2 separate regions of the Mus musculus genome follow, and region 2 is linked to region 1. A link is a loop called in an ENCODE intact Hi-C map of the cell type or tissue named here. Cell type or tissue: gastrocnemius. All regions are shown on one strand. Links, peaks and the distances in the headings refer to the core of each region. The heading gives the core; the rest is flanking DNA. Region 1 holds the start of Ppp1r1b (protein phosphatase 1, regulatory inhibitor subunit 1B). Region 2 holds the start of Erbb2 (erb-b2 receptor tyrosine kinase 2).

Evidence for each region. Hi-C counts contacts between places; a loop is a spot of excess contacts. Peaks named below come from ENCODE experiments on the same cell type or tissue, not always from the same donor. Only the 100,000 strongest peaks of a DNase experiment are listed, where the experiment ranks them.
Region 2: a loop joins it to region 1, with 2.0 times the contacts of the local background. A loop is called at or near these places in 3 of 42 quality-filtered maps.

What each region holds. Positions count from the first base shown.
Region 1 is chr11:98,347,744-98,362,471 of GRCm38, reverse strand. It overlaps Ppp1r1b (protein phosphatase 1, regulatory inhibitor subunit 1B), which reads right to left and starts at 14,066. Exons shown (of 7, transcript NM_144828.2): 1 at 13,298-14,066; 2 at 11,843-11,903; 3 at 11,565-11,587; 4 at 11,131-11,206; 5 at 6,963-7,145; 6 at 5,525-5,647; 7 at 4,676-5,439. The coding sequence starts at 13,378. The coding sequence ends at 5,402. It overlaps Stard3 (START domain containing 3), which reads right to left and starts at 4,104. Exons shown (of 15, transcript NM_021547.3): 1 at 3,964-4,104. It overlaps 1700003D09Rik (RIKEN cDNA 1700003D09 gene), which reads left to right and starts at 4,189. Exons shown (of 3, transcript NR_045477.1): 1 at 4,189-4,235; 2 at 6,985-7,049; 3 at 10,478-11,754. In gastrocnemius, for the core only: no CTCF peak of the experiment used is centred there; DNase peaks (open chromatin) are centred at 3,862, 4,114, 4,800 and 6,558; H3K4me3 peaks cover 1,753 bases; H3K27ac peaks cover 2,156 bases.
Region 2 is chr11:98,401,659-98,416,386 of GRCm38, reverse strand. It overlaps Erbb2 (erb-b2 receptor tyrosine kinase 2), which reads right to left and starts at 3,903. Exons shown (of 27, transcript NM_001003817.1): 1 at 3,652-3,903. The coding sequence starts at 3,724. In gastrocnemius, for the core only: no CTCF peak of the experiment used is centred there; DNase peaks (open chromatin) are centred at 3,826 and 6,760; H3K4me3 peaks cover 1,030 bases; H3K27ac peaks cover 1,075 bases.

The DNA of each region.
Region 1 (14,728 bases), core at 3,167-11,166:
ACTTCTCTCCCGGACACGAGTTGGGATGCACAGGGTTACTCGTGCCCAGCCCTCAAGGCAATCTTCCTGAAACTGGATCTTGCGCATCCGGCATTGTGCCCTGCTCAGGGCAGTGGCCCTGTGGTAATGCAAGGGGAAGGGCCCAGGAGAGTTAAGCCCCTTGGATAAGGAACATTAGGAAGGAGAGACCCTAGCTCTCTTCTCTAGATGTGGGGTTTAACACCTGACCCCCCTATAACTGAGGGCTGCTCCGACACGGCACAGTAGGCTCTCCATTTCCTCACTCCAGAACAACCTCTTCCACTGCCAGAGAGCTACTGTCACCTCTAAGGCAAAGCTTTCCTTTGCCATCTAAGTGCTTTTGACCTCAGGACTCCTCCAGGTCAGCCCCACCCTTATCTCATCGCTAGACCTGAGTCTTGGCTGCTCAGGTCACAGTGACAAGCCACAGGTTATCTATTAAGTAAGCTGTTTTACTGAAGTGTGAATTCTGCCCGGAACTGGAGAGAGGGAACAGGTCTGGGGTCAGCATTAGACCTGAAATCAAAAGCCCAGGGGCACTCTTTGTTGGGCTGTATCCTTGCCAAGTCACTGAGCCTCATACACAGTGTCATCTGTAAAGTGGAGAGCAGAGGGTACCTACCTAAGGGAGCTTGAAGGGATGAGAAATTCCACCTGTGCTTACTTAATGACTGCTCCCCCTACTACTCCCTGCCACACAATGCAGGCCAGGGCCAGGCAGATGTAGCAGGGCACTGTGCCCGAACCAGAGGTCCGTCTGGCCTGCGGGTTAGGAGGACCCTGCCTCAGGAAACCTATCAGGGATAGCTCTCCTGTTTGGTGACTCCTGCCCTCAGCCGAGGAACAACTGGCTTCAGGCTCCCTGGCCACATACATACCCACAGAGGGCTTGTGAAGGTCCCCGGCCCTGGGGAAGTAGAAGTTTGAAGAGAGACAGGGCACATGGCAGCAGTGAGAAACATGAGTGCAAACACAAAGTGGTTTCCATTTCCCCTTTCCTTAGGGCTAAGTAGGAAGAGGAGAGTCAGGCTAGCACAGGAACTGGCCACTCCTTCCTAGACTCGGTTCTGACCACACAGTAACTGGAGAGCCCACCACATGTGCCAGGCTTGCTCAGCCCCTGCCCCCACCCTGCCCTTCTAGGATGCCCTGAGCTCAGTGACTCCGTGACCTCTGGCCCACTCAGGGGCTGTGAATCAGACTCTACTCCATTCTTTAGTGATCCTGGGTCAAAACTGAGGCTGAGGAAGTCAAGTCCCCAGAGTCACTCTGGAAAGGGCCGGCCCCTCTGAGAGCTGTGAGCTCTCTCATGAAAAGGCCTGGGCGCACAGGCTCCTCCCGGGCCCAGCTCTGGCCAGACAAAAGCCTACATTTGCCGCACTCCAGCCAGAAAACATTCAGAGGAGCACACAGCTAACAAAATGGCATGCTATTCATTGTCCTGTCCGCTGATGTGCCAGCTGCTCGCTTGGATGCTGGAACAGAGGCAGTGCCTGGGACATGGCTATGCATCTGAAATTAAGCTACCCGTCTTTAAATCTCTACTGAGTGACTTGAACCAACCTCCCCCAAGGCTCAGCTTCCTCATCTGCAGAGAGGAGGCAAAAGGCACCAGCATTCAACAGGATGAGAGGAGCCAGCCAGCCACGGGATTTCTGGTCTTAACCCACACTGCGACCTTCCAGTGATCCCAGGTGTGCAAGAGCTCAGCTAAGAGCAGGACACAGGAGAACCTGCAGTGTGACAGACTCTGGCTTAGTCTATCGGGGTCACTGGGTCTAGTGAGAAAGACTGACATAAATCCATGCTGGCCGGATGTGACGAGCGCTTTCAGAAATGTATTCACAAGGGCCCATGTCTCCCAGAAAAAGACGCATGGGGCCTGAGCTACAGTGAGGGGGAGGGAAGCACAGGGTGGAGGGACCTTCGGAGGCTCAGGAGAATCACTCAGGTGGAGGGAAGGGAGATGGGCACTCATGATTGCAAAAGAACAGCAAAGGACTGAAGGACTGTTCATGGTCAAGAACTAATGTTCTACTACTACTGGGCTAACCCCAACCCCACCCAATCACTCCCATTGCCTTGTTTGTTTGTTTGTTTGTTTGTTTCCCAAGACAGGGTTTCTCTGTGTAGCTCTGGCCATCCTAGAACTCTGTAGACCAGGTTAGACCCACCTACCTCTGCCTCCCAGGTGCTGAGATTAAAAGTGTGTGCCACCAGTGTGCCAAGATGGTTTTTGGTTTGGTTTGGTTTGTTTGTTTGTTTTCCCGGCAGTGCTGGAAACAAAACCACAAAGGCTGGATCTTTTCCACTCCTGAATAGCATTCCACTCAGTAGGTCCAGATCCTGTTCCCGGTGAGTCCAGGATTTCACCTTAGGACCCAGGGACAGAATGAGAAGCGAGCCACACCAAGCATTCTCACGCAGCCGATGAAATTAACTCATAACCAGCAAGCCAGAGTGCTCTTACACAGGACATGCTAACTAACGTGTGTTCATTAGGCACTCATAGGCCTGGTCCCTTGATGCATACACTACACAGTACTTCATTCATTCTCACATCTATACAAGGTAGGCACATTACTATCTCCATCTTCCAAAAGAGGAAAGGAAGATACTGACTTCATCAAGGTCTCAAAACAATATCAAAACTCAAGCAGGCTGGTGCATGGGTCTATATGTCAGCTATGACACTAAGAGTGTTCAGAGGACACAGATGGGCAGGGCGGCCAGCCTTTGAGATGGAGGTGGGCAGTGTGGAGATGGTGCTCTCTGAGCAGGACTCCTGAAGGATACATCAGGAGGAGGCCCAGCAGATCAGAGAGGAAAGAGGTGCTGCTATATACACGAAGAACCCTATGTGAGCCAGGCACATCTTACAGTAAACAAGCACACAGTCGTTTCCCCACAGGCAATGGGAAGCAAGCAAGTGACATAACCAGACTCGTGATATAAAAGTCTGCAAGAGCTAGATTCTGAAGACTTGCCTGCAAGCAATTAGGACCACAAGCTGCTGGAAATGTCCAGAGACACGTCAACAAGGGTAGTGACAGAGAAGGTTCAGGGAGTTAGCTATACTGGCACCTCTGAGCAAACAGGGTTAAAAGATGTTAAGGCAATTCCGGAGTTTTTCTCCTGGATAAGACAAGAGTGGAAGGATAAATTTACAGAGAAAAGATCAGCTCACGTTTGAAACCTGTGAGATCATCCCAAAGTGAAGGTATCCCATAGGCATAATTGACAGGCAGCTAATTTGGAGCCCAGGAAGGGGATGTGCTGCTATCGTCCATCTGAATATTCAGTGAACGTGAACTTGATGCGACAACAGTGGATGAGGCCATCCAGGATCAATGCACAGTGAGGCGGGTTGGGCCAGCGTGAACGTAAAGAGATTCTTCTGCCCTCTTGTCAGAGAGGTAAGAGGAAAAATCAGGAAATATTGGGGAGTCAAAGGGTGGAAGTATGTCAGGAATGAAAGCCAACAGTAGCAAGCACTTCTGAGAAGAGTTTAAAGAGCCTTCTTTCTGATATCGTTGGGAAGCTATGCGTGGATGTTTCCAACGGAAGTTGTGGGAAACAGCGGGTGGCAGAGAGGCAGCCGATTAGTATGTTTTTCCCTGAGTCTGGCCCCTTCCCACACCCAATTCTGTCCCCCATAATACTTAGATACCGACTCCTTGCCTCTCCTCTTACTATAAAGAAGGCTTAGGAAAGCGGCCGCAGACGTCCTCCGGACCCTCTCGGGTAAAGACCAAGACACCCCCTCCCCAGCCCTGCGCGCGCAGCAGCGAGTGGAGAGGAAGGGGGCGGAACCCGGAGCGCGAGGGGTGTGGGCTGGGTCGGACCGAACCAAAGACGGACACCGGGCAGGAAAGCGGGATCCGTCGGGTAGAGACAGCTCTTGTACCACCGCCCGGTGCCTGCGACCGCCGCACAACCCACCTGCTTCATGTCACCACGGCCCCCACTCTTCCTGCCTCAGCCGCAGTCCCGCTCCACGGCCTGGCAACTCCTCAGAGCGGAAGGAGAGCTCCCGGCGGCGCTACTTCCGCCGCTGAGCCCGTCCCCCCCGAGCCCGCCCCCAAAGCCAACCCGCCCCCCCGAGCCCGCCCCCAAAGCCAATCGGGATTCGTGTGACCCTGAAGCTCCGCCCCGGTCCGCCCCTCTCTCGGAGACGAGGTCCGGAAGCGGAGCCACAACCGAAGTTAAACTGTGTAAGACCGTGCAGGAGCAAGGGATAAAACCCCAGGGTGTCTTGGTTATTAGATCATACAGGCCTGACACTGTGGAGTGAAGGGGAACTGTGTGAGGGCCGATTTGTGAGCACAAGTCCCTTGGAGAAATCCATTTTTCGTTTTTGAGACGTTCTCAGGTTGGCCACGAACTCAGCCTTCCAAGTTCTGAGATTACTGACGCGCAGCACCACATCCATCACACATATTTAAAGGACCTTTGTTCTCCCCTGGCTTTTAGCCATCTCCCTCAGGAGCTAGTATGTCTGCCATGCGTATAGCCTGCAGGAAAGGCTCCTTCCTGGGAAGGGCTGGACACGAGAGGCAAGATCCTGACCCTAAGATAACCACCATTTTTCCTGTCAGAACATACCATTACTTCCCGGTCTCTCCTCCCTCCCCTGAAAGAGGAGTCTCAGGACAATTATTTACAAAGATTTATTACAGCGTAGGAGGGGTTCAGGCCTAGAGTAAGGGAAGAAGGGGAAGGGAACCAAGTTGCTGGAGGACAAGGAGAACCAGGCTCCCCCCACTGTGTGGCCCCCTAAGGACAGATAGTAAGTGCATTCCTGGCACCAAAGCACAAACAAAACGCAGCAAGCAGCCTCTGCCAGTCCATCTTGCAGGCACCCAGCAGGAATGGGATACTAAGGGAGGGACATGTTGAGGCTCTGCAAAGAATGCGTGAGACCTGAGCCCTGGTTGAAGTCTATGAGAGGGTTGGGGACTCAACGCCCACCACTGGTAGGGGAAGGAGGAGATCTCAGGGCACCTGTAGGCTCTCAGTACCTCCTTTCCCCAGATCTTAGGACCTGCCCTGTGGGTCTCCTGTGCCCAGGGGAGAGAATCTGGAGAGGGAGGGGACTTGTGGAGAATAAATGGTTGTTTATGGCCTTCTGGGGTTTCCAGTGTGGGCTCTCTCACCTCCCTACTCCCACCGGGTAAATAGAAGAATGACTGGCAGGGAAAGGCATTGGGGACTCTGGGCTTCAGCCAAAGCAAACAGAGACCAGCCTTAGTCTTCTAAAAGTCAGAAGCCGCAGCCCTAGCAGGTGAAAGACAGGGTACAAAGGAGGGTGGGGACAGAGTGGGTTTCTGGGGAACACTTCCTCCTGGGAGATACAGGGCTCTGAGCTTATGTGCCAGGCTCAGGGGGGGCTGGGATGCTGAGGTTCCTCTCCAGGCTCTGAAAGACAAATAAAGAGGACTCAAGGCCAGGCTTGGCCCATGAGGTTCCCACCCACCTCCCCAGCCCACACTCCAAAGCTCACCACTTAGTGTTGCTCTGCCTTCCACTTGGTCCTCAGAGTTTCCATCTCTCTGGGGCTCATCCAGAGGAGGTGGGCGCTCCCAGGGCCCCTCCAGACCCCGGCCACAAGTAGGCTTCTGCCCCACTGAAAGAGAGGGCATACATACATAGGCTGAGTGCCCCTCTGGTGCTCTCTGATGGCTTGAGGTTGAGCTTCTGAGACATCCATTGCTGCATAACGGGCAGAACACTGGCCTGGACTTCTGTCCCCGTGATTGTAACTTAGTTCATGGGCACTTTTCCAAAGGAAATATTATGTAAGAAGATCGGTGTAGATTACCTTAGATAATACCTTCTGGGAAGCTGGGTGTGGAGGCTTACACTAAAAATGCAGCCATCAGGAGGCTGAAGCAGGAGGATTGCTTTGAATTCAAGGTCATTGATTAAGATTGAGGTGCACTGTTAAGATTCGGGCCAACCTGGATTGCAGAATGAGATCCTATACTCTCAAGAGGCCCAGAACTGGTCTCCAGAGTTATTCCGGAATTCGGGAAATTGATGTTGTTCCTTGAGGGTCCGGTCATGTGACTCAGGGCCCCCTTCTCCTTCCTGAGGGAGTCGCTTTCATTCATCTCCCATCTGTTCTCAGGTGGGGGTGGGGGCTCAGAAGGAGCTCACTGACACCTCACAGCCAGAGATGCAAGAAGGAGACCCAAGGCTTTTTTGTCTGAGCCCAAGAGCTGAATGGGAGCGGGAGACTGTGTGTCATTCCCATAAAAAAAAAAAAAAAAAAACAGGTCCAAAAAGTTTAATGTGCACCAGGCTAAACAGATGAAGCACAGCCTTTGGTGGCCAGGAGTGGAAGACACAACCATGAGAGGGAGTGAGGTCATTCTGCCTAGTTGTCTAGTGCTGGGGCATCTCCTGGGGATTTCTTTCTGGCTCTGCAGCTTCCTGTGTAGGTTTTAGGCGCCTTATCTCCAGGCTGCTGCGGTTAAAGTAGAGGTGCAGACCAGACTGGCTCTTAAATCGTCAATTCTACATCTGGACACTAGAGGGCACTCTCCCACCCTATCCTAGGAAGGAAAAGACATTCTCAGGGGTCCTGGAGAGGGCAAATCAGCCAGCCTCCTTCAGCACAGCAGAGAGCGCATGCTAGGTTCAGAAATGCATGAAAGGAAATGTTAGGCTTTCTCTCGATCTATGAACCTCCTCACAATTGGCTTCCATGGATAGACAGTTCCTTTTTGGGTCTAGCCTCGGTTGTCCTGTGTCTCGCCTTAGTTTTTAGAAAGGGATGAACGGTGGGGAAAACCTAATCAGGCGACAGGTTAACCAAGACTGAGGGGTGCCTGGTCTCAGAAGCTGGCCGCAGAAGGACATCGCAGGATCCTTCTGGAAGAGCCACCACACCTGACCCACGGTAGCAGGAACCACAGACCACAGCCCCTTCAGCTTACCAGTGCCCCTGCTGCCTTTCAGGACCTCCGCCTGGCTGTCTTCTTCTTCGTCCTCCTCTTCATCCTCATCCTCCTCATCATCCTCCTGTGGGTACCCAAGCTCCCGAAGCTCCCCTAACTCATCCTCTTCCTCCGAGGCCTGGTTCTCACTCAAGTTGCTAATGGTCTGCAGGTGCTGCACAGCTGGCGGAGGGGACGGGGGGGGGGGGGGGACAAGGGTCAACCAAGATGAAGGAGCAGCTCATGCATGCCACTGAGGCAGAGGTGCTGCCCTAAGGGGCCCAAGTCCAATGGTGAAAGGCCACCATCCACTCTACAGAGGGTGGACATCAAACCAAGGTAGGAGCCACAGGCGTACATTTTTAATCACATTAGCTCTTAAGCTGTTCCGAGAACGCTGCCCCCCCCCCCAAGACGGGCACCAGAAAACTCCCCTGCACCACAGGACACCTGTCTGGGCAAGACCAGGCCAGCACAGCAACAGCTTAGCATTCTCTGGCCAGGGAGCTTCCATAACCAGGTGCCCAGTACTGGAAAGTGTTTCCCAGCAGCATTAACCCCAGGCAGAAGGTGTCAGGCCTATAGACCGGAGCCATTTTTCCTGATATTGTTCACAATGATCCATTTTGCTGTGGCCTCTCTGACCCAGACTGTCCAGCATTAGATACCAGTCTGCACCTCTTTCCCAGGCTCCCCGGGCAGGAACAGCCTGAGGGCGCAGCACTCTGCGGGCCCCCCCACCCCCCGTAAAGTCCCGGCTGGGCAAGTGGACTGTTCAGATGCAGCCCTCACAGTCGTGACCCATATCCCTAATCTCCCAGCTCCCTCTGCGGTGACCCAGAAAGCAGCAACACCCCACCACCACCACCACGAAGACCTGCTCAGATGCAGCCGAGGAAAGGAACAGTGTGGGCGGCTTCCCAAAGACGCAAGGCGGGGAGGGAACAAGGACGGGCTGGGGGTTCTGGGGATTGTCAGGGTTTGAAAGAACAGTACTGGGTTAAGGCTGGGGTGCTGGGGGGACTGGGGATGTAGCGTTTGCAGGGCCCTGGGTTTTGTTCCTAGCAGAAGCCTGGAATCACAGCATCCAGAAAGTAGAGGCAAGAAGATCAGGAATAGAAATGCATCCTCAGCAGTGGATGAAACCTAGTGAGGTCTAGTCTATCCTGGGCTACATAAACAAGCCCCTCAAACAAAACTAAAGACTAGAGCAGGGTCAGCAAGGGGCCAGGGACTATCAGGATTTTAGAGTAGGTGAGACACTAGGGCCACTGCCCCCAGACTAGACTCTGCAGTGGCCAGTGGTTCTGGGCTACTTAATCCAACAGCGGCCCCTCCCCTTTGCAGCCCAGGGGGTAGGCTGGAAACCTCCCATGCAGTGAGCAGGGCCATGCACTCCTGCCAACTCAGGGACAGGCACAGAGGGTGCATTGTGTGTGCCCAATGCCCCGCCCTGCCCCCAGCTTCCAACCTACCTCTTCCCGCTGCCTGTGGGTAAGCTACCCAGGCAATAAAATCTCAATAAATTGCCCTGCCCTGGCCTTGGGGACCCGGCAAAGTTTCACCTTGAGCCAACCCAGAGAGCTCTGACCTGACCTCAAAGCACCCACACCCACCCCACTGCTCCCCTGAGGCTTAGTGCTGTCCACCCTTCCTGGAGGGCTCTTGAATCCTGCCCTACAAAACTCAAGCCCTGCCAGACACTTGCCCTTACCCAGAAAGGGCTAAGCTTGCCAAATAGAACCATCTCGGTGCAGAAGGGCCTCTGGGCTGGGGGAGAGGTGGCGGCAGGCAGTCGGGGGAGGAGAGTTATTTAGTTCGTGATCCAAGGTGCTGGCAGGTGTGTGCAGTGCCTCTGCTCCCCCTCTCCCTCCCCCACCCCGTGAGCTCCTGCTGGCATTACTCAGTGTCTCGTGCCTCCCTGGGCCTTCAAGAATCTTTCCCTACAACACTGTCTCCTTCTTTTACCTCTCCATTTCTAGGACCTTAAAATCCCCCTACCCCAAGTCTTCCTTGTTAAGATTCAAGAACCCAGAAGGGGGGGTGGTGGCCTTACACGCCTTTAATCCCAGCACTTGGGAGGCAGAGGCAGGCAGATCTCAGAGTTTGAGGCCAGCCTGGTCTACAGAGTGAGTTCCTGGACAGCCAGGGGTACACAGAGAAACCCTGTCTCAGAAAAAAAAAAGAGTCAAGAACCCCAGTACAGCCTGACTCCTTCCCACCATCCCTGTGTTTCTCTACTCAGATGCTATAGACACAGCCCAGAGAGGCTGGAGTAGACAGATCTTTGGTCAACTTTTGGTACACAAGAAATTTCCTGGCCCTAAACTCCTCCCTTAGCCCACTTCCTAAGTATACAGCCAAAGCCAGGGAGGGCTGAACTGAAAGTGTAGCTCAGCGTTATAGTGTGTGCTTAGTGTGTAAGACCCGGCTTCCATCCCTAACACCTCCCCTGAAAGGACATGGGATGGTGGTCCCCCTCATATTCACCCAGCCTAGGATGGAGAAGACGCACATTGTCTTAAGACAGACTCTCATTATGTACCTTGAGTCAGCCTCAAACTCACTGAGCACAACCTCAAACTTCTGACCGTCCCGACTCTGCCTCCTGAGTGGAGGCTTACAGGCGCGTCAGCACACTTGGTTAACGTGGTGCTGGTACTGGGAGCCAGGGTCTCACGTGTGCTATGCACACACTCCACGCCCCAGTCTCAAGGCCAAGTTCTTGTACTCCTGGGTAACACGCCACTTGTCTTCATGCCCACTCTAAGCCCTTCTACACGTCCCTCCGGGAAGTCCTTGCCCGCTGCCACTCGCTGTAGCTTCCTTCCTTCATGTTCCTGTCTTGGGAGAAGAAGAACACCAACTCTTCTCTGCAGTCCTCCCTGCTTCTCTCCTGTGCTCCCAGGCGTGGCAGGAAGGCTGACAGGTGCATGTGTTGACCTTGGCTGCTGGAAAGCCACATTAAACCCATCCACCTGGGGAACTCTCAGCACACTATTGCTGCCTTCCAGCCCCAGGAGAAGGGACAAGCCCGGCAAGAAAGGCCTAGGTTGGGGGTGGGGTGGGGTGTGGCAGGCCACTGGCACCTAGTTAGGAAGAGGCCTTTGGCTCACTCAGTGCACCTGCTCTTCCTTCAGGTGTGTCTCCCCCAGCTCCCTGGCCAGAAATCAAGTCTCCAGCTGTCCTTAAAACCTGGCTTCACGCCGCCAGCCCCTCTGCGCGCCCCATTTCTTCACCTGTCTTTTCTGGCCCGTTGATTCCCTAAGCCTTAGCGCTGTCTCTCCTGCAAACTCTCCCTGACCCTCAGAAGCAAAGGACCCCAGAGGCCAGGGACTGAATCACTCAGTTTTCATTTCTGTATGAGACATACTCTTGCTGCATTGCCCTAGCTAGCCTGGCATTCACTGTGCGGCCCAGGCTCATGTCCATAGCCATCTTCCTGTCTCTGCCTCCTAAGGGCAGGGGTTGCAGGTGTGAGCCATCAAGTGACTTTGTTTTGGTTTTGTTTTCAGGTATTCTTGTTTTGCTTTTTGAGACGGGGGACTTGCTGTGCAACTCTGGCTGGCCTGGCACCCTCTCTATAGACCAGTTTGGCCTTGAACTCATGAAAACGACCTGTCTCCTAAATGCTGAGCTAACACAGAGCTTTGCACCACCATACTGACTTATCTAAAAATCGCTTTAACCCAAGGCATGTCAATCGAATGCTCTACCACTGAGCTACCCTGTGAGCCTCCGAATCTTCATCTTATTTCACCCATCGCCCACCCATGAGACCTGGCAATATGAGACAGGAGTGATACCTTTTAACCCAGACAGAAAAGTGGATGCAGGAGCCCAGCATGAAGACCTGCACACTGGAGTGGAGCCGTGGGGCCAGAGGGGAAGGCAGGCAGCAAGCATGGCCCAGCAGAGACACCATCAGAGTCTCTCATCTCAAGGCTTACTGTCCTGTGGGGCTACCCAGCTCCCCGCTTCAACCCTTCAACCTACTGTTAAGACCCTAGCTGCCCTCTCCCTGCCTCTGGAAACCTAAAAAGGAACTATTCTCCCAAGTCAGGCAGAAAGGGTTGGTGGCAGTCCTTCCCAGCTGACAGTTCCTCTTCCTCCCCCACGTGCAGAGTTCCAGGAGACCATAAGACAGATGGAGGGGTGGGATTAGTACCTTTCAGTGATGGGGGCGTATAGGCACAGGGGTTGGGTCTCTTCGACTTTGGGTGGTGCCCCTCTCCAGAGGTTCTCTACAGGAAAGAAGCAGTTGAAACAGGCTCCCCAGATACCCTTCCCTTTCCGCTCCCTCCAGTGGGACAACTGACTTGGACAGCTGACAGAGCACAGGACACCTAGGACAACTAGGCAAAGCCCCACCCCCATTAGCAGAAGCCTGACTCAGAGCAGGACCCTCTCTTGGTCGTGGACACCCCACATCAGCCCCGCCCCACTAAGAGAGAGGGTGACACTAGAACAGGATCTTTCCGGGAAAATGCAGTTGACATGCCAATATGTCCTGTGGTGGCCTAGGTTGGCTCTGCAGATATCAGTCTACCACACCCCAGAGGGCCCAGCTAAGTGTCCTTCCAGCTGCCCCAGGAAACTCACCTGATGTGGAGAGGCCTCCTCCTCTGAGAAAGGCCATCAGGCATACAGCAACCATGATCAAGGAGGAAGAGAAAAAGAATAAGGTTACTTTCCCCAAAGCCTCAGTCTCTGGGACGGCAAAAGTGTGCCCTTCCCTCCTGGTGCCAACAGGTGCCAAGAAAATAAACCAACCCAGCTGTGTTGGCATTCCAGGCCTCCATTCTCCAGCCTGACCCTCTCTCGTGGGAGCACTTAGAAAGGCCCCAGAATTGGGGTAGGGAGCAGGGAATGGACCCTACCTGGTGAGGAGTGCTCTGAGACCCGGAAAAGCATGGCAGGGGTTGGTCTCCGGCGCCGGATCTAGAGAGATGGAGGAAGGAAGGACAGGATAAATGCCCTATAGGGGCACCTCACCATCGCACTCAGCCAGCTGGGAGCTGGGCTTTGGAGTCCTCAGGGAGCCTGAGAATCAAAGGCAGCTAGAGCTCACTCGGCTCATGCAATCGCTTTATTTTACGGGGATTAAAAGTCCGGGAATTAGAGAGGTTCAGCAAAGTGCCCAAGGTCACACAGCACACTTGATCCAAAGGACTAGAAAAACCATCCCTGGACTCCTAGTCCAGAGAGCCACACTCCACAGCTACTGTAGAACTTTCTCTAGACACCAAAGCTGGTGTCAACTCCTACAGCCAGCTTAAGCACTCCAAGGGAGCTACCTATGGCCCTACCCACCAAAGGTCAGCTCAAGGACTTCAAAGCAGCTGGACTCAGCTGCAAAGGAAGTCTGAGCCCAGTACCGCAGGCACCCCTACCCTCACCTGAAGCTCGAGTGGGGGCCTTAACTCCAGACACTGAGGGGTCTGCTGGGGTCTCTGGAGGTTAGAGTCTTTCTCAAGCTGTAGAATTTATCACCCAGTTCTCATGGGAAAAAAAAATGTAAAATTGCTCTCCTTGGCCACCCTAGCTTGGCAATCAGACCAACTGTCAGTTAATTAGGTCCCCTTGACGCTCCAGGGAAATAGAGAGAGGACCAGGTAATTGAGGCTGGAGCGGCTGCTGCCAAAGGCTGCTTAGGCCCAGGCTTCAGCCCACCCCAACCAAGCACCCCAAGACCAAGACATGCTTTGCCCACTTTTTACTGCTCTCCCTCTTCAGAGCCATTGGCATCTCAGCAACAAGTGTCCTTGCTAGGTCGAGGAGAACAGACCTCTGCCTCCGACACTCTCCCTCACACCTTTGTAGGTCTCCCAACCCTCAAGGAAGAGATGTCAGCTCACTCCCTGGGGTTGCAGTTCCAGGTCTTGAGAGCAGAGAGTAGTCAGAATAACGTTCTGGGGACACCCCACCACCACCAACAACTAGGCCTATAGGGTGAGACTGTGGCCCTCTAGACCATGAGTGGTTGAAGTGACAGCCTCAGACGCCAGAGCTGTTTGTATCTGTCCATGGGATACCACCAGGGTGATGGGGTCTCTGCGGGGAATAAATGACTAGCCTAGCGGGGCTATATAAGAGCCAAAAGGGCAGTCCCGAGAACTGATTGATAGTCTCCGGACGCTCACTGCAGGAATTCTCCCGCCCAAGATAGGCTTAAAGGTCCGGAGAAAAGTTGCTAGGAGTCTCCGGCGAACTTCCAGTCCTGTGGGGCGCCCCATTGCAGTCCAGGCTGGATCCAACATGGGACGGGACGGACTGTGCTGGGGTGGGGGAATATGTGTTGGGGGTGATACGTGGATGGGGCGCGGCCCCCTTACCATCTCCACCTGTCGGGGGTCGAGCTGGCTCGGGGGCGCGGGCACAGAGAACTGAATCTTCTTGCGGTCCTTGGGGTCCATGGCGGGCGGCTGAGCGTTCTTGGGGTGTCTGGCTGAGCCCTGCTCGGCTGTCCGGAGCTGCGGGTGGCGCGTGCTGCGCGGAGGAGGAGGAGGAGCACTGTCCCCGCACCCAGGAAAATCCCGCGCTCCACGAGGAGAACGCGCGACGGTCGGGAGGACTGAACAGCGGGGCTCGCCTGCAGCGCCGGGCTCAGCGTCCCCAGGTCAGAGCTCAGGATCCCCGCGCCTTAGCTGCGCGCCACCGGTTTGGGGCGCGGGGCTCTGGCTGCCGGCCTGAGCTATCTCGGCGGGCTGCCCTCGGCCTTGCTCTACCAGCTTCTGTCTATCCCCCACTCTGCCTTCTTCCTCTCCGCGCCTCTGCCGCTACTGGCTGCACCCCACAGGTCCCAACCCTGGGGTCCCAGCCCGTCCTCTCTGCCAGGGACTGGCGCCCAGGCGTTTGGAGGGAGGGCTTAGGGGAAAGCGGCCAATGAGCATCGAGAAGCGTGTTCTCCCGGGCTGGGAGGAGGGTGCGGAGTGGGAGCCAGGGCTAGGGGAGCGGCCCGGGGGCCCCCTGCAGTATCCCCAGAACTCGGCGTTGTATTATTAATGAAGTCCAGCGGTGACGCTAAGGGGAGGGGGCAGGGGCAGCTGCAGCCGGGACTCTGGCTTTAACCTCTTCGCCCACCCCCCCTCGGGACGTGGACTTTTAAGGGAGGCCCGTGAGGTCGAGAAGAGAGTGCCAGCATGTCACGCTGTGAATGGGGGTGTCCTAGAAAGCGAGTGTGAGAGAGGTGTGCGTGGGAGGACACCTGTCAGTCATCATCGTGGTAGGGAGTATGTGCAAGTGAATGCTAGAGGCCTGGAGTGCTGTAGCTGGGGAGGGTGGGGGTCGGTGCGGTGTGAGCGTGTGAGTCTATGTAAGTGTGTCAGAGTGTCAAAGATGCGGGTGTGAGTGGCAGCGTGTGGGAGGACTGCGTGTGTGCGGGGGAGGGTGTGGGTGTGGAGGAGGATGTCAGAGACTGTCAAGGTGATGGGCAGGCGGGTGCCAGCTTGCGGGGGGGGGGGTGGTATGCAGGAGAGGGGCTTGAGGCTGTGAATGTGAGAGCAAATTCCGGGGGGGGGGGGGAATGAGTCCCTGCCACAATGTACCCAGCATTCACGTGTCTCTTGCCTTTTCTCCGCAGCTACTGGGGGAGGGGACAGAATCAGCCCAGGGGCAGGGTTGGGGGGCTGCCTTCCCCGTACACGTGCTATCACATGTGTGGGCTTGGTGCGTTGGGGAACAGAGCTGGGGGTGTGTGATCATTCTGAGGTGCCAGTCTCTTCTACAGAGGTGTGTGTGTGTGTGTGTGTGTGTGTGTGTGATGG
Region 2 (14,728 bases), core at 3,659-11,658, 53 kb before region 1:
TGAAAGCCAATATTTCCTTTGGTGTTCATAAGCTCTGCCAGGAAACTACCTACATCCCCAAAGCTCCCCAACTAGGTCAGAGGCCAGAGCTCACTCAAATGACACCAGGGCTCCCTTGCCGCACACACCTGCTGTAGGACGCTGGTGTCAGAGCGAGAGTCTAGGCTCAGGGTCTTTTGTCCAGAACCTTGGCTCAGTTACTCTTGGGCTACAGGGAGGATATGCTCAGACCACCAGGGCAGAAGCTAAATAAGACTGATCTCTAAGCCCAGCAGCATCGACTGTGACTTAGTTGGCTCCATCGGTGAATATTTACTGACCTCAATTTGGTGGCAAGAACTCTCACTCCCCTCGGAGGGCCCTGGGCATTAAAGGAGAGGAGGAAGAGAAACACTCTGTAAACACAGGGAAGCTTTGTAAACAGACCTGCAGCAACCTAAACAGCAGCTTTAATGACTCTAACCACTGCTGAGGACAGAGGTTCCCTGCACATCCTCTCTGCCTGACTGGTGGCCTAGCAGATCACAGAACTGTCACTCCCTGAGGCCACGGAGGGAGAGCTCTCCACAGGGGACAGGAAAGGGACTCTCTTTCTGAATCAGTCTTTCACTCTAGGGCAAACACACCTTCCCGGAGCCCTCCTCTGCCCTTGCTCCACTAGTTTCCACTTTACCTGCCCACATCATTCCCATGAGCCTGTATGTCCTAGTGATCTCTGCACCTTCCGGCCCTCCATCCCTGGCACTGCAGAGGGCCCAAGAGAAAGGCCAGCATGTGCTAGAGGCAAACTCAGCAGCCAGGAAGGCATCTCAGGCCCCTATCTTGAGGCACCTTCTCCAGCCTGGGATAGGGGCTAGGAAGACCATACTGAGTAAGAGAGGAACACTTTCCTGTGTGACTCCCTGGCCGGCCCAAGGCTTTTCTAGTCCGTTCCTGTTTGACAACTAAAACTCTGATCACCTCTAAATGCCCCCTTGATAAGTCTCTTCATCTCTCTGAGGTAGAGTGTGTGTGTGTGTGTGTGTGTGTGTGTGTGTGTGTGTGTGTGTGTGTGTGTGTTTCATCTGTGCACCTGCTTCACGGGACAGTGCAGAGAGAGAGCACAAAACCATCTATGGAAAATGATCTGGCATGTAAGAAGCAGAAAGAAGTTTTTAAAACGGGAGACAAGCACTTAGTGGGATCTGGGTAATTACAGGAGAAAAGAGAAAGCCTTTTCCATTTGATTTTGAGATGCAATATATTTCTCTCTTTTCTTGTTAGGGTTAATTTTACTTGATGTGTGTCTCTTGCCTGCCCTTGTGTCTGCACTAACACACATGCCTGGTGCCTGTGGAGGTCAGAATTAAGCATCCAATCTAGAATTGGAGTTATGAATGGTTGTGAGCCACCAGGTGAGAACTGGGAACTGAGCCCCAGGTCTTCTGCAAGAGGAATCTATTTAGTCCCCGTATGTATAACAAAAGGTAGGAAGGGCCTGGAGAGACTCAGACTAGAATTGAAATAGGAATGACCCCTGCCAAGTTAAAGACCTGTGTTTACTGCATTTCACAAAACCTTTAGTACTGAGGAACCCAGCAACAGCTTGATCCTCTGGGTCTCCCCAGATCTCCTTTCCCCTACACACCTGCCCAAGACCAGTTCTGGGGTCGAACCTGGAGCTAGAGGCAGCTGATGGTGCCCTGCCCTTTTAACCATTCCTGGCAAGGCAAACTCTGCCTTGTCCCTCTGCATCCAGCAGTGCATCTGAAGGGATGAAGGCTCAGCAGCCCTCCACTCCCTGTCTGGAGAGCAGACCCTTCAGATTCCAGCTCTACAGCACAGGGCCACTTCTGGTCAACTGCAGACCCTACCCAGCTCAGGTGAAGGGTCTAACCTCACTCTTCTGCACGGAAAGTCAGCAGGAAGGCTGGCCTCCTGAGAAACTGAAAGGAGACTCCATCCTGAAGAAGGCAAGGGGCATCTCCCAGTGTTTACAACAGATAGAGCCCAGTGCCTTGAGGAAGTTCCTAGAGAGGGCAGAGTTCATCCTGTGTCCCCAAGTCAGCAGAGAGACTGCTGTTTGGCAACAGAAACTGGGAGGAACACACAACCATCATAAAAACCTCAGACACACAGGGGTATCCCACAGTGAGCACAGCAGTGTGCTGTCAGGAACTGGGGCAGGAGAGGGGGGCAAGGGGGCACAGATGGTGATACTCCACCAGCCTCCAGGCTCGCTGGCCTCTGGAGAGCACCTACTGTTTCCAGAACCTGTGTTCTGCATCTTCAATACAGCCCACTGATTACGGAAGCAGTGTCTCCGCACTGCTCAGCTAGACTCGTATTTATGTGAATCATATATCATATCCTGTGGCTGGTCACATTGCCTGGGATCCACCAGTTACTCCAGGATACTTCATTTCCCCAGCCCAGGTTTCCCCCCTGGGACAAGGAGAAGGCTACTAATGTTTCCACTGTGGAGTTGTTCTTAGTACTGTAGAAGGAATGCATGCAAGCCACCACCCACGGAGCCTGGCAGAGCTGACCCACACGGGGTGACTGTCAGCTTTTACGCTCATGGTAGAACTGGACATATGGGTCAGTATACACACTGCTGGGTCACCCTCCCAGCCCCCAACACGAAGATAAAGGCAAGAAAACAACCCAGCTCTCTGTCTACCCCTAGCTGACCTTACTCCTTTTCGGTGCCCTCCCCCCGCCCCCAAATGCCCAGGAACCCTTTCCAGTTTATTGTATGGAAGCCGGGAAAACACAAGACCACCCTTCAAGATCCGAGCCTTCCCGGAATCCCAAAGCACACAGTACTTAAGCTGGCTCTAAGGAAATTTGTTCAAAACAGGGCTGTGGAGTGTGCAGCACTGTGATAGAGGGCTTGCCTAACACGGGCGAGACTGGGATGGAGGGTAGGGGTGTTCCATCCCCAGCACAGAAGAGAGAGAGAGAGAGAGAGAGAGAGAGAGAGAGAGAGAGAGAGAGAGAGAGAGAGAGAGAGAATGAGAGAGAACTGTTGCAAACAAATGCCTGCCCCTCCTCCTGCTCCCCCATATCCCAGACACTATCGATAGGCAACTCAACTGCGGAGCCGCCACTCGGTCCTCCCTGCTCGACAGGATGGGTTACTTTCCCCACCGCCCCCTCCACGGCGACCCCACTGGAAGCTGGAGTAACTTACTAAACCCAAAGGGCCAGAGGGGGTGGGAAGGGGGAGGGGAGGGGCAGAGGGGACCCCGAAGGCATCCTGCCCAGTCCGGTCCGGAGGCGGAGGCTGCCAACTGGAAGAGCTCTGAGAAAGCGTGAGGGGGGCTCGAAAGGGGGGAAGCAGGCGCACGCACGCACAGCGCTTCACACACCCTCCGGAGGAAAACTTTCCGACTAGTTTCAGAGAACTTTCCCAAGGAGTTCCCGGAGTCTCCTGGAGCCCGGGAGGCTCCGGTGTAGCGAGAAGGGGCCGGTCCGGACCTCCAGTGTGGTTCTCCGAGTGACTGTCCCATCCCCAACTGCTCCGATCTCCTCCGGGCCGCGGCGCCGGTAGCCGGAATCGTCCCAACGTCCCGGACCGCCCGGCCGTGGAGCTCTCGGGGCCCCGCGGCTCCGGCCGCCCGTGGGCGCAGCCGTAGCGGCCCGAGCCCTCCCCAAGCCAAGACCCACCTTGGGTACCCGCGGCTCCGGGGGACAGGAGGGCGAGGAGGAACCCCCAACGGCACCAGGCCGCCAGCTCCATGATGATCACTGCGGCTCCGGCCCCATGGCTCAGGCTGGACCAGGCTGCGGGCGCGGGGCGCGGCGAGGGCAGGCACAGGCGCGGCGCCGGAAGGGGCCGCCTGGGAAGGGGCGCTCCTGGGCTCCGGGTCCCCAGCGGCGGGCAATCTCAGCTCCACAACTTCACGCCGCACTTCCTCGAGCAGCCCTCCTCCTCCGCCTCCTCCGCCGCCGGTGATTGGGAGCCGCGCGCTCCCGGCTCGCCCCCCCACCCCTCCAACTGCATTCCAGCAAGACTGGGAGTGGCTGCTCCCAGCTTCACTTTCTCCCTCCCGGCGCAGGCCTGGGTGCGTCGCGCCCTGTGCCCTGACGCCTCGCTTGCTTGCTTGCAGTTCTCACCCACTTCCTAAAAGCAGGGCATCTCTTTACCCCTCTTTGCAGTCTTGGGTGGGTTTTATCTTGGATACTCTTGGAACGTTTGCATCACACTCTTAATACCAGATAAATGGTTTGTCGCCACATCCTCAGGTAAAATCAGCCTGGGAAGGGAATGTGTTATGTCTAACTGGTGACTTCCAAGACTCTCTGGGATATCAATTCTGTCCTTTTGGGTATCTCCTGCCTGATCTTAAAGGAACCCACAGAACTAGGAGAAGCGAGTCACATCGGGAGCCCTCTGTTCATCCTTGGAAGAACAGCTTCTCCTGTTTCTTTCTCTTTTTAAGACTTATTTTTATTTCAAATTATGTGTGGTCATATATGGGTTTTGGGGGGTGTCACATAAGTGCTGTTGCCCACAGAGGTCAGAAGAGGAAGTGGGAATCCCCCAGAGCTGGAGTTACAGGGTGCCGCCCACCCACTTTGGTGCTGGAAACAGAACTTGGGTCCTCTGCAAGAGCAGCACAGGCTCTCAACTGCTTAGCCATCTCTCCAACCCCATGCCCACTTCGTTCTGACTTTACCCAGTTCTCAGTTTCATTCATCGTCCTCTCTCTCCCTGTCCTTTTCGCCTGCCAGTTTACCCCTGAAGTACCTAGATATCACTCCTGAAGCCTGGTAACAGGTGAGAAAGGAAACAAAGGTATGCCTTTGGTTGGAAACTCCAAGAACACATTGCAAGAGACATGTTTACCAGGATGAATTGCCCGTCGTTTATCTGAAATTCAAATTGAACTTCATTACGTCCTTCTTCTTTATCTGCTACATCTGATGATGGTACTTGGAATGTTCCAGTAAAGAACACACCTGTGCTGGTCAAGATGCAATCAGAGGCATCTTTGGGGGAGAGAAATGAAGGGTGGCCCTCTCTTAATCTACTTTCATTGAACTGAAACTCAGTTTCAGGCAGACACTTCCACGCTAGGGGCCAAAGAACATGGGACTCTGGTATCTAGAAGACCTGAGTTCGTATCTTCCCTCTATCACATTCTGGCAGTGAGACCTTAGGCAAGTGACTGACGATCTCTGGGTCTTGTTTTACAAATCTGTAAGACTGTGTGTGCTAGGGGCTAAAGGAGAAGACACTCTAGAAGCACTCAGCAGTGTAGTGCTTGACACATAATAACTGCTCAGTAAATGATCCCAGATTTAGCCATTCTGGGGCAGATGGGGTGTTTGTGGGGATCAATTTGAGGTACTCAAAGAGAAAGAATACAACATTATAAATCACACCACCACACCCAGAAGTAGAACAAGAGGGCTGAGCCTGTGTTTTGGTGATAATGTATTTGCCTAGCATTGGGGCAGGGAAGAGGGGACAGGAAGGAATTTGAATAGAGAGAAAAAAATGTATGTGCATCATATGTAATAAGAATCACATGTGGTGACATATATATATATGTATATATTATGTATGCATCTATAATATATAATATTATATAATATACATATTAGGTGATGATATCCAATGATTTACTCATTGATCATTGTCAGGAATGTTCAACACATACATGTGACAAAGCAGCCCCTCTGATTAGCTGTCCCTATTTTCAGCTGGGGATGATGGCTCACCACTAGAATCCCAACACTTGGGAAGTTGAGGAGAGGGGTTGGGGATTTGAGGTCAAAAATCTTAATAACAAAATGAAATACACACACCTATTTGAGATTATGAAAATCAAGAGTCAAAAAGATTAAGACATTTGCTGCCCAGGATGTCTTAAGGCAATGGGAATATCTGAGCCCTAGCAAAACCCAGTTCTTACCCTGGCCACATCTTCCAGCCCCTGAGCTAATCTCTGTGTCCCTCAGAGCTGCAACTTCTCAGCTCTCCTGAGATGATATACTAACCTGGCTCTCAGAGCCATTGCTGGCTGTATCCTGGCATGCTAAGACCCTAAAGGTCAGATCAAAGGTGTCCCTTCTCCCCCAGCCCTGCCCCTCTCCTGCTTTCCTTTAGCGCAGCTGAGAGAGAGCTGTTAAGGATGGCCTCAGCGGTTGAACTGCAACTGTATCGCTCTGCAGGCACATCCCTCCTCTCAGGACTCCGAAGTCCCAAGTGTTGTATCATTATTCTTCATTTTGCAGACCAGGCACCCTGAAATTCTAAGCCAGTGGTTCTCATCCTTCCTAATGCTGGGACCCTGTAATACAGTCCCTCATGTAGTCTTCATTGCTGCTTCGTAACTGTAAACTTTGCTGCTGTTATGAATCGCAATGTTAATAGTTTTAGAAAGAGAGGAGTGTCTGATAGGTCGCGACCCACAGATTGAGAACCTCTGTCCTAAGCGGTAACTGCAACTTTCTGAAGTCATACAGCTGAGTCTGGAACTAAGCCAAGAAAGCTCTGGCTTCAACATTATCTTCAAGCAAGGGGTCCATGAACCACCCTTCTCCCTAGACCACTATAGGGGAGCAGAAGTGGCTCCTCCATCCATCAACCACCCGGGTCCCACCATCTGCAAAAAAAAAAAAAAAAAAAAAAAAAAAAAAACCTCCTCCTCCTCTCTCCCTCTTTCCTGCAAGTAAGCCCACGTACTGGGCATCCCAGACCCCTGGAAGAAGCACAGCACTGTAGACAATGCTCAGCCCTAGTGGGCTGCATGGAGGGCGGGGCCTGGGTGCTGAGCCGGCAAGGGAGGGGGAGGAGGAGGAGGAGCTGGGGTCAGAACTCACACCCTGGGGAGGAGGCTCCGGAGGGCTGAACCTCCCCGAGAGAAAGAGTGCATTCAGAGCCTGGAAGGAAAAGGAAAAACCTTCTCTGGTGTTTGACAAGGGGAGAGGAAGGGGGGCGGGAGGAGGGGGGGCGATGCCGTTTGGATTCTCTACTCAACTGTCGCTTTAGCAAGGCCTGCCAGGAAAGCCAAGGAAAGAGGATGTTTGGGGACAAAGACTGAAGGGGGAGGCTGGGGAGGAAAGGGGGGGTGGGCATTGGAGGTTGAGAGTTCGTGAGACAAGCCCAGTGAGGGAACTTCGAAGACAGAGAGGGAAGAGGGGTTGACTATACTCCGGGCCTGAGCAGCAGAAAAGAGGCTGTGGAGGAGAGCATTGGCATCGAAGGCACAAGAAGGGGCTCTGGACGCTGGAGGTGACCTCTAAGGGTCACCAGGCCAGGGTCTGAAACCAGTGGCCTGTGAAGTGCCAGTCAATCATTGACCAGCCTGGGGGGCACAGAAGGTGATGGTGTGTGTGTGTGTGTGTGTGTGTTTGCGACCGTGCAAGCCTCCCTTCTGCCTACCTCAAGTCAGAGCATTGAAAACAAACAGAGCAAGGGAGGAGACAGTCTTGTCCACAGTCCGAGGTCCACGCCACAATCTTGGGCCTACTAAGGAAGGAGCTTTGAGACCTGGGTGTAGCTTACAAGGGAAGCGTCTATATGGGAGTCCCCTCAGTAGGCAGAAGGCCTCTCTGGCGCCAAAGGAGACTAGTCCAGATACTTGTGATATTTTGTTCCTAAAGATGGCCTTTTTTAGCTTGGTGGTTGTGGTGCACGCCTTTAATCCCAGCACTTGGGAGGCAGAGGCAGGTGGATCTCTATGAGTTCGAGGCCAGCCTGGTCTACAGAGTGATTCCAAACAGCCAGTGCTACACAGAGAAACCCTGTCTCAAAAAAACAAAACAAAACAAAAGAATGACCAAAAAAAGGTGTTTGTTGGGGCTGGTGAGATGGCTCAGCAGGTAAGAGTACTGACTACTCTTCCAAAGGTCCTGAGTTCAAATCCCAGCAACCACATGGTGGCTTACAACTACCCATAAGTGAGATCTGACACCCTCTTCTGCTGCATCTGAAGTCAGCTACAGTGTACTTATGTATAATAATAAATAAATTTTAAAAAAAAGGTGTTTGTTTCTTTGTTTCTTTCTTTCACAACAGAGTCTCACTATGTAGCTCTGGTTGTCCCAGAATTCTCTCTGTAGACCTGGCTGGCCTCAAACTCACAGAGATCCTCAGTGGGAGGGTAAAGACTTGTCTGACACTGTGCTCATGAATGCTGGCCTTTTTAAAACAAGGGGAAGCAGGGCTTGGTGGCCCATGCCTTTAATCCCAGCACTCGGGAGGTAGAGGCAGGCGGATTTCTGAGTTCAAGGCCAGCCTGGTCTACAAAGTGAGTTCCAGGACAGCCAGGGCTACACAGAGAAAACCCTGTCTCAAAAAAACCAAAAAACAAAACAAAAGAACAGGGGGAACCTAACCATGAGGACTGATCTTTAGCCCACCCAGGTTTAGCCCTAATCTCAAGGACGGTGCTCACCAATTTCTGGCTGGGCTGATCCTGGGCCTGCCGGTACCTCCTGCATTCAGCCATGCAGGGCCAAGGTTCTAGAATTCCTTTTATCTCTCAAAGCTTCTTTAGAACAAAAATGAACTTCTGACAGTGAAACCATGTCTAAAAAAAAAAAAAAAAATCAAATCCTGAAGACTCACCAGGATTTTATGCACAGAATGCTTCCAGAATGCTGCTTCTGTTTCTGTGGAGATAGGATTTTGTTATGGCATCCAATCTGGCCTTGAACTCCTGAACTCAAGCCATCTCCACTTCCCAGGTGGCCAGCTGGTATCTGTAGCCACCCCTGGCTTCCCATTGGTATTTTGGGATTGAGAGCTTAAACTCCCTTGCTTGTCTCCCAGGGGCCTCACCGAGGCATTCCTCCCTCCGGTTTGGGGTCCCTTGTTTTGCTGAGGGGTGTCCCAAACTACACTGTGCCTCTTAGTCCTTTGAGGCCCTAGGTTTACCTCCCCAGGCACTAGAGTTCAGAGCACTGGGTGTGGATGAGAGCCCTGCCTTTGGAAAGAGAGGGCACATGGCAATCCCAAGGTCCTTCTTCAGTGATCTAGTTTCATGTTGCTGTCTGAGCCCACCTTGTTGTGTCTGCTCTTTGCCTTTTACAGGCAATCTTCTCCTCCTCCCTCCTTCAGTTCTGAGGATAGAGCCCAGGGCCTCACGCTTAGGACAAACGCTCTATCTCTGAGGTATATCCTCACTCTCTAGTTTTGAAACAGAATCTCTCAAAATTGCCAAGGATGGACTTGAACTCACCCTGATAGCCCAGGCAGGCCTTGAACGTGCGAACCCCCTGCCACAGGTTCGGGACTAGCCAGGGTCTGTCCTAACTTAAAGCAAAAGAAAATGACGCAAAAGTGCAATCTGCTGTCTAGGTGAAGGTTGGGTGGAAAGTCATTAGGTAATGTAATGGTAACCTAACTGGGAGGGAGGGGTGGGGAGGTGGAGAAGCCTACTTTGGGGTGGGGCTAGAGAACACCGTTTTAAAGGGGTGAGGTAAAACCTGTCTGACCAAAAAGAAGCAACCCTATGCTCCTGGGCCAGGCCAGATAGTTCTAGACTGAGGAACAGTGAGTGCAAAGGCCCCAAGGCAGGAACAAGTTTGGCATCCTGGAAAAGCAGTGAAGGCTCCCAGGAGACAGGGATGTCCTGAGCTTGAGGCAATGACACACAGCGGTCAGGCCTTGGGGTCTCCTGGGTCCCTCGAGGCTTCAGGCAAGGGAAAGCCATGGAGTCCTGGAGCGAACCCATGATCTGATCTCTGCTTAAAGACTATTTGGCTGCTGGACTAAAGAAAACAAAAACAAAAACAAAAAACGACTGTAGGAGCCAAGCGACTGGTGGTTTGGCCTCGGAGGAGAAAGGCAAGGGCTTAGACCAGCTGGTGGGAAAAGCAGAAAGGGGACTCATAGATTTTTATTTATTTGTTTAGTTAATTAGTTAGTTAGTCAGTCTAGTTTAGTTTTAGAAGCAAGGTTTGTTGTCGTTGTTTTGTTTGTTTGGTTTTTTGGTGTTTTGGTTTTCGTTGTTGTTTTCTTCTTTAAAAAAGTATTTACTTGATTTTATTTTACGTGCACTGGTATTTTGCCTGCATGTATGTCTGTGTGAGCATCTTGGATCTCCTGGAACCAGAGTTACAGACAACTGTGAGCTGCCATGTGGGTGCTGGGAATTGAACCTGGGACCTCTGGAAGAGCAGCCAATGCTCTTAACCACTGAGCCATCTCTGCAGCTCCAGAGGCAGGATTTCTATGTATGGTAAAAAAAAAAAATGTTTTAATTTTTTAAAAAGTGAAAGAATACATATTTTCTTTTGTGCCAGGTGGAATGGTGGATACTCAGGAGGCAAAACAGCAAGTGGATCTCTGAGTTCAAGGCCAGCCTGTTTTATAGAGTTCCAGTCCAGCCATGACTGCTAGAGAGTCCCTATCTTCATAAGAAAGGTGTGTATGTGTGTGTGGCCTTTTCCTTTACTTCCATGTTTTTCTTCTTCTCCTCAAAGCCAGTAACTATCACTACTTATACATCTTTCTAAATATATTCTTTACTTTTTTTTTTAATTAATTTAGTTTTTTTTTTTTTTTTTTTTTTTTTGAGATAGTCTCACTGTGTAGCTGTGGCTGGCTTAGAATTCACAATGTAAACCAGCTTGGCTTTGAACACACTTCTATCCTTCTCTCCTCCCTGAACCCTCACATCTGGCCAGATGTACTTTTTAGAATAACAAACAATAGGCCCTCCTCTTTCTCTTCACTTGAGTGATGTATATACATCAGTGTGCCCATGTGTATTTTTTTTAATATTTATTTATTTATTTATTTATTTATTTATTATATATAAGTACACTGTAGCTGTCTTCAGACACTCCAGAAGAGGGCGTCAGATCTCTTTACGGATGGTTTTGTGCCACCATGTGGTTTCTGGGATTTGAACTCAGGACCTTTGGAAGAACAGTCAGTGTTCTTACCCGCTGAGCCATCTCACCAGCCCACCCATGTGTATTTTGCATTCTATACTTAACAGAACTATTATGAAGATCTTTCTGCATGTCAGTACATGACACTTACAGCCTATTGTTATGAATTTCTAGTCTCCATTCCATTCTAGATAGTACTTCTTCAACTGACAAAATTTGATAGATATTTGGTTTTTTGTTTTGGTTTTGGTTTTTTCCTTTTCATTCTTTTTGAGACAGGATCTCACTATGTAGCTGTGGTTGGCTGGTCTGGAACCTACTATGTAGACTAGGCTGGTATTGAATTACAGGGATCTGCCTGCCTCTGGTTCCTTCCAGAGTCTTGGGATTAAAGGTAAACACTGCCAGACCCAGCCTTCTACCTAGCCTTCTGGGTGGGTCTGGATAGCCATGGAAATGCTTGGTTATGTGGTATGTGTGCAATCCAGTGGAATTCGTGTACAGAGCGGTTGCACAGCATGCTATTAACTTAGCAGGGAAGTCCCCTTAGTCTTTAGTGTGACGTTCCTTCACTCATCTCCTTTCCCAAACCACAAACACCGTGCCTTCCTTGCTCAACACCATTCCCGAAGCCTTGTACTCATAAACAAGAAGCCCTTACTGTGAACTGGTTCCCCGTGTTTGCTCTGAGAACACAGCCAGCTTGCTTTGAGCCCTTGTCATACTGTGCCATTTGTTAAGTCTCTCCCTTCCCAGGACTCAGAACAGTTCTTTTGGAGGGTATAGGCAAGCCCTGGGGATTGAGCACATGACCTTAAATAAGTGCTGGCAGCCACTGTGTCCTCCATGGCTCAGTCCTGGAAACCTGACTGAGGTAATGAAGGAATGGAGAAAGGTCAGACACTCAGACACACTTAAGAGAGAAGCTGGGAGCCAGGCATGGTGGCGCATGCCTTTAATCCCAGCACTTGGGAGGCAGAGGCAGGAGGATTTCTGAGTTCAAGGCCAGCCTGGTTTACAGAGTGAGTTCCAGGACAGCCAGAGGTATACCGAAAAACCCTGTCATGAAAAAAAAGAAGAAGAAGAAGAAGAAGAAGAAGAAGAAGAAGAAGAAGAAGAAGAAGAAGAAGAAGAAGAAGAAGAGGAAGAAGAAGAAGAAGAAGAGGAAGAAGAAGAAGAAGAAGAAGAAGAAGAAGAAGAAGAAGAAGAAGAAGAAGAAGAAGAGGAAGAAGAAGAAGAAGAAGAAGAAGAAGAAGAAGAAGAAGAAGAAGAAGAAGAAGAAGAAGAAGAAGAAGAAGAAGAAGAAGAAGAAGAAGAAGAAGAAGAAGAAGAAGAAGAAGGGAGAAGCTGGGATCAGACGGGCTGTGCTTGCTCTGGTGATGGGCATGAGCATACAGAACCGGAGCTCAGTGTGTTTGCTGTGTACTGCAGGGGAAGTGGGACTTATTCTGTCTCTGCAGAAGGCCTCTGTAGGGGGCAATCTCAGGTTGCAGGCGCCTGAGAGGAGGAAGCTACCAGTTGCTAGTTTTTGCACACACTGCTCAGTCAGTTATAAACACTAGGATTTTGATCAGAGAAAAGCTTTGCCATTCCTCTGTGCCTCGTGGGAAGGAAGGCGTCGGAGGCATTGTTGTGTCATGTGAACAACACACATTTGCTCGGAACGTTCTTGGCTTCCTCGGCTCCCCACAAGCAACCAGTTCAGTTCATCTTTCCTTCCTTCACTAGTATAGTGGCTGCTATATCCCAGGGCTCCATAAGGCCGAATTGAAATAATGAGTTCATGATGTTCCATCCTGTGGGTTCACACCGAGAACCAAATATAAATTTGAAAGCAGGTTAAGCCAATAGAATGCAATACGAAAGGGGGCTCTGAGCTGGAGACCAGAGAAAGGGAGGACACCAGGTAATTGTTAGCAGGGAAAACATCCGAGAGCTGTCCCAGGAGACGGCATCCTGCCAAAAGACATAAAACCCCAGGGAGAGATGGCTTCCTCAGTGGGTAAGGACCTGCTGCCAAGAGTGACCACTTGAGTTTGATCTCTGGGACTCATGAGGTGGAAGGAGGCAAGTCCCACAGGTTGTCCTCTGACCACAGCATAACTGTGGCATGGGTATGCCCCGCCCCCTTCCACAGAAATAAAGAAAATGTACAATTAATCGATTAATTATTTTAAAGTAAATAAGGTGAAAATAACAACAAGTAGCTCATACAGCAAATGGACTGCTCCGGTTTCATTAAACAGCGCTCAGGCATGATCACACTGGTCAGAACGGGATTCAGGGTCTTGTAAATGGAAACAAAGAAGCAGAACAAGAGAAAAAAAAAATCCTGACTGGGAAGTGGGCAGGAGAAAACAGGACAAGAGAAAAGCAGCTCCGAATCCCTTCTTAGTTTTTGTCCCCAGGATCAACCCAGGGCCTAGACAGTGTAAGCACCTCCGACCTCTGTTTCCTCCAGGTCTAGAAAGGATCAAAACAGAGAGAGTGCTTAACTAAGATGTCGAAGGCAGACCCAGACCTTCTGTTTTTGGTAGCAACTGGTTTCCTTTGGGATCTACCTTCTCTACATGTTCAGTTTGACTTTATGTAGCCTTTAGCATGAGCCACTCCCTGTTGCCTTGCTCTGGTTTCTCAGGGCCTCCTGCAGCTGCTCAGTTCAAACAATGGCCTCCCATAAAAGATACATCCTCAGAATAATAAAGACCAAAAAAAAAAAAAAAAAAAGGTAAAGGGCTGGCTGTAATATTAGGATTTGATTGTGTGTCTCTCATCAGCTACTGGGGACCACAGTGCCTGCTTTTTCATTTTAGTTTTCTTTGTTGTTGGGTTGTTTTGTTTTGGTGTGTGTGTGTGTGTGTGTGTGTGTGTGTGTAAGTCTGGTACTCAAAGAGATCCCCCTGCTTCTGCCCTTTTAATGCTGGGATTAAAGGTGTGTGTGACCCCACCTGGCTTGCTTTCTCATTTCAATTTCCCAGAGTGAACTGAGGTGGCCAATGCCTATACTCCCGCATTTAGGAGGCAGAGGCAGGACGATTCTAATTTGGAGACCACTCTGGGCTATACATTAAGACCTTATCTCCACAAAAACCAGTAATTTCCTCATCCCTATCAACTGGATGGTCCACTTCAAAGACAGTACTTACGTTATATTTAGCTGGAAGAAGTGTCATTCACAGAAGATTCAGGGTGAATGATATACCCTTGAGCTCTTCGCTGGTTAAATGAAGGTAATTCCATAGTACTTCTTGCTCATCCACCTTCGATTTAGTAATCCTTAAATCCTACCCCACAACCCTAATTCCCTCTCCAGGATGTAAAGAGAGAATTACCATGAACAAAAACAATGGGGGGGGGGGCGGGGAGGAGGGGAGGGAGGCAGGATTTAGTTACATGACATCAAAGCTACAGAAAGATTTGGGTGCTGGTGGTTGGGCACAGAGATGGGGGTGACTGAAGCAAGTGTCTCGATCAAGGTATATGTGTCTACATGCAATGCCTGAAAAGACAGGAAAAAGTTCTTCCATCCCCTGGAGCTGGATTTGCAAATGACCCTGAGCTGCCTCTGTGGATGCTAGGAACTGAGCTCTAGTCCTCTGCAGGAACAACATTCATTCTTCACTGATAAGCCACCTCCCCAGCCCCTGAGAGTGCAGTGTGTGTGAGTGTGTGTGTGTGTGTGTGTGTGTGTGTGTGTGTGTGCTGCAGCACACTTGATGTCAGAGGACAACTCTGTGGAGAGGATTCTCTTTTCCCACCTTTATTGAGTTCTGGGAATCGAGTTCAGTGAAGAGCCTTCACTCACAGGTGGCTAGCCCACCCAGACAGTTTTAAGTTGTTCATTTACTTAAAGAAGGAAAGAAAGAGAGAGAGAGAGAGAGAGAGAGAG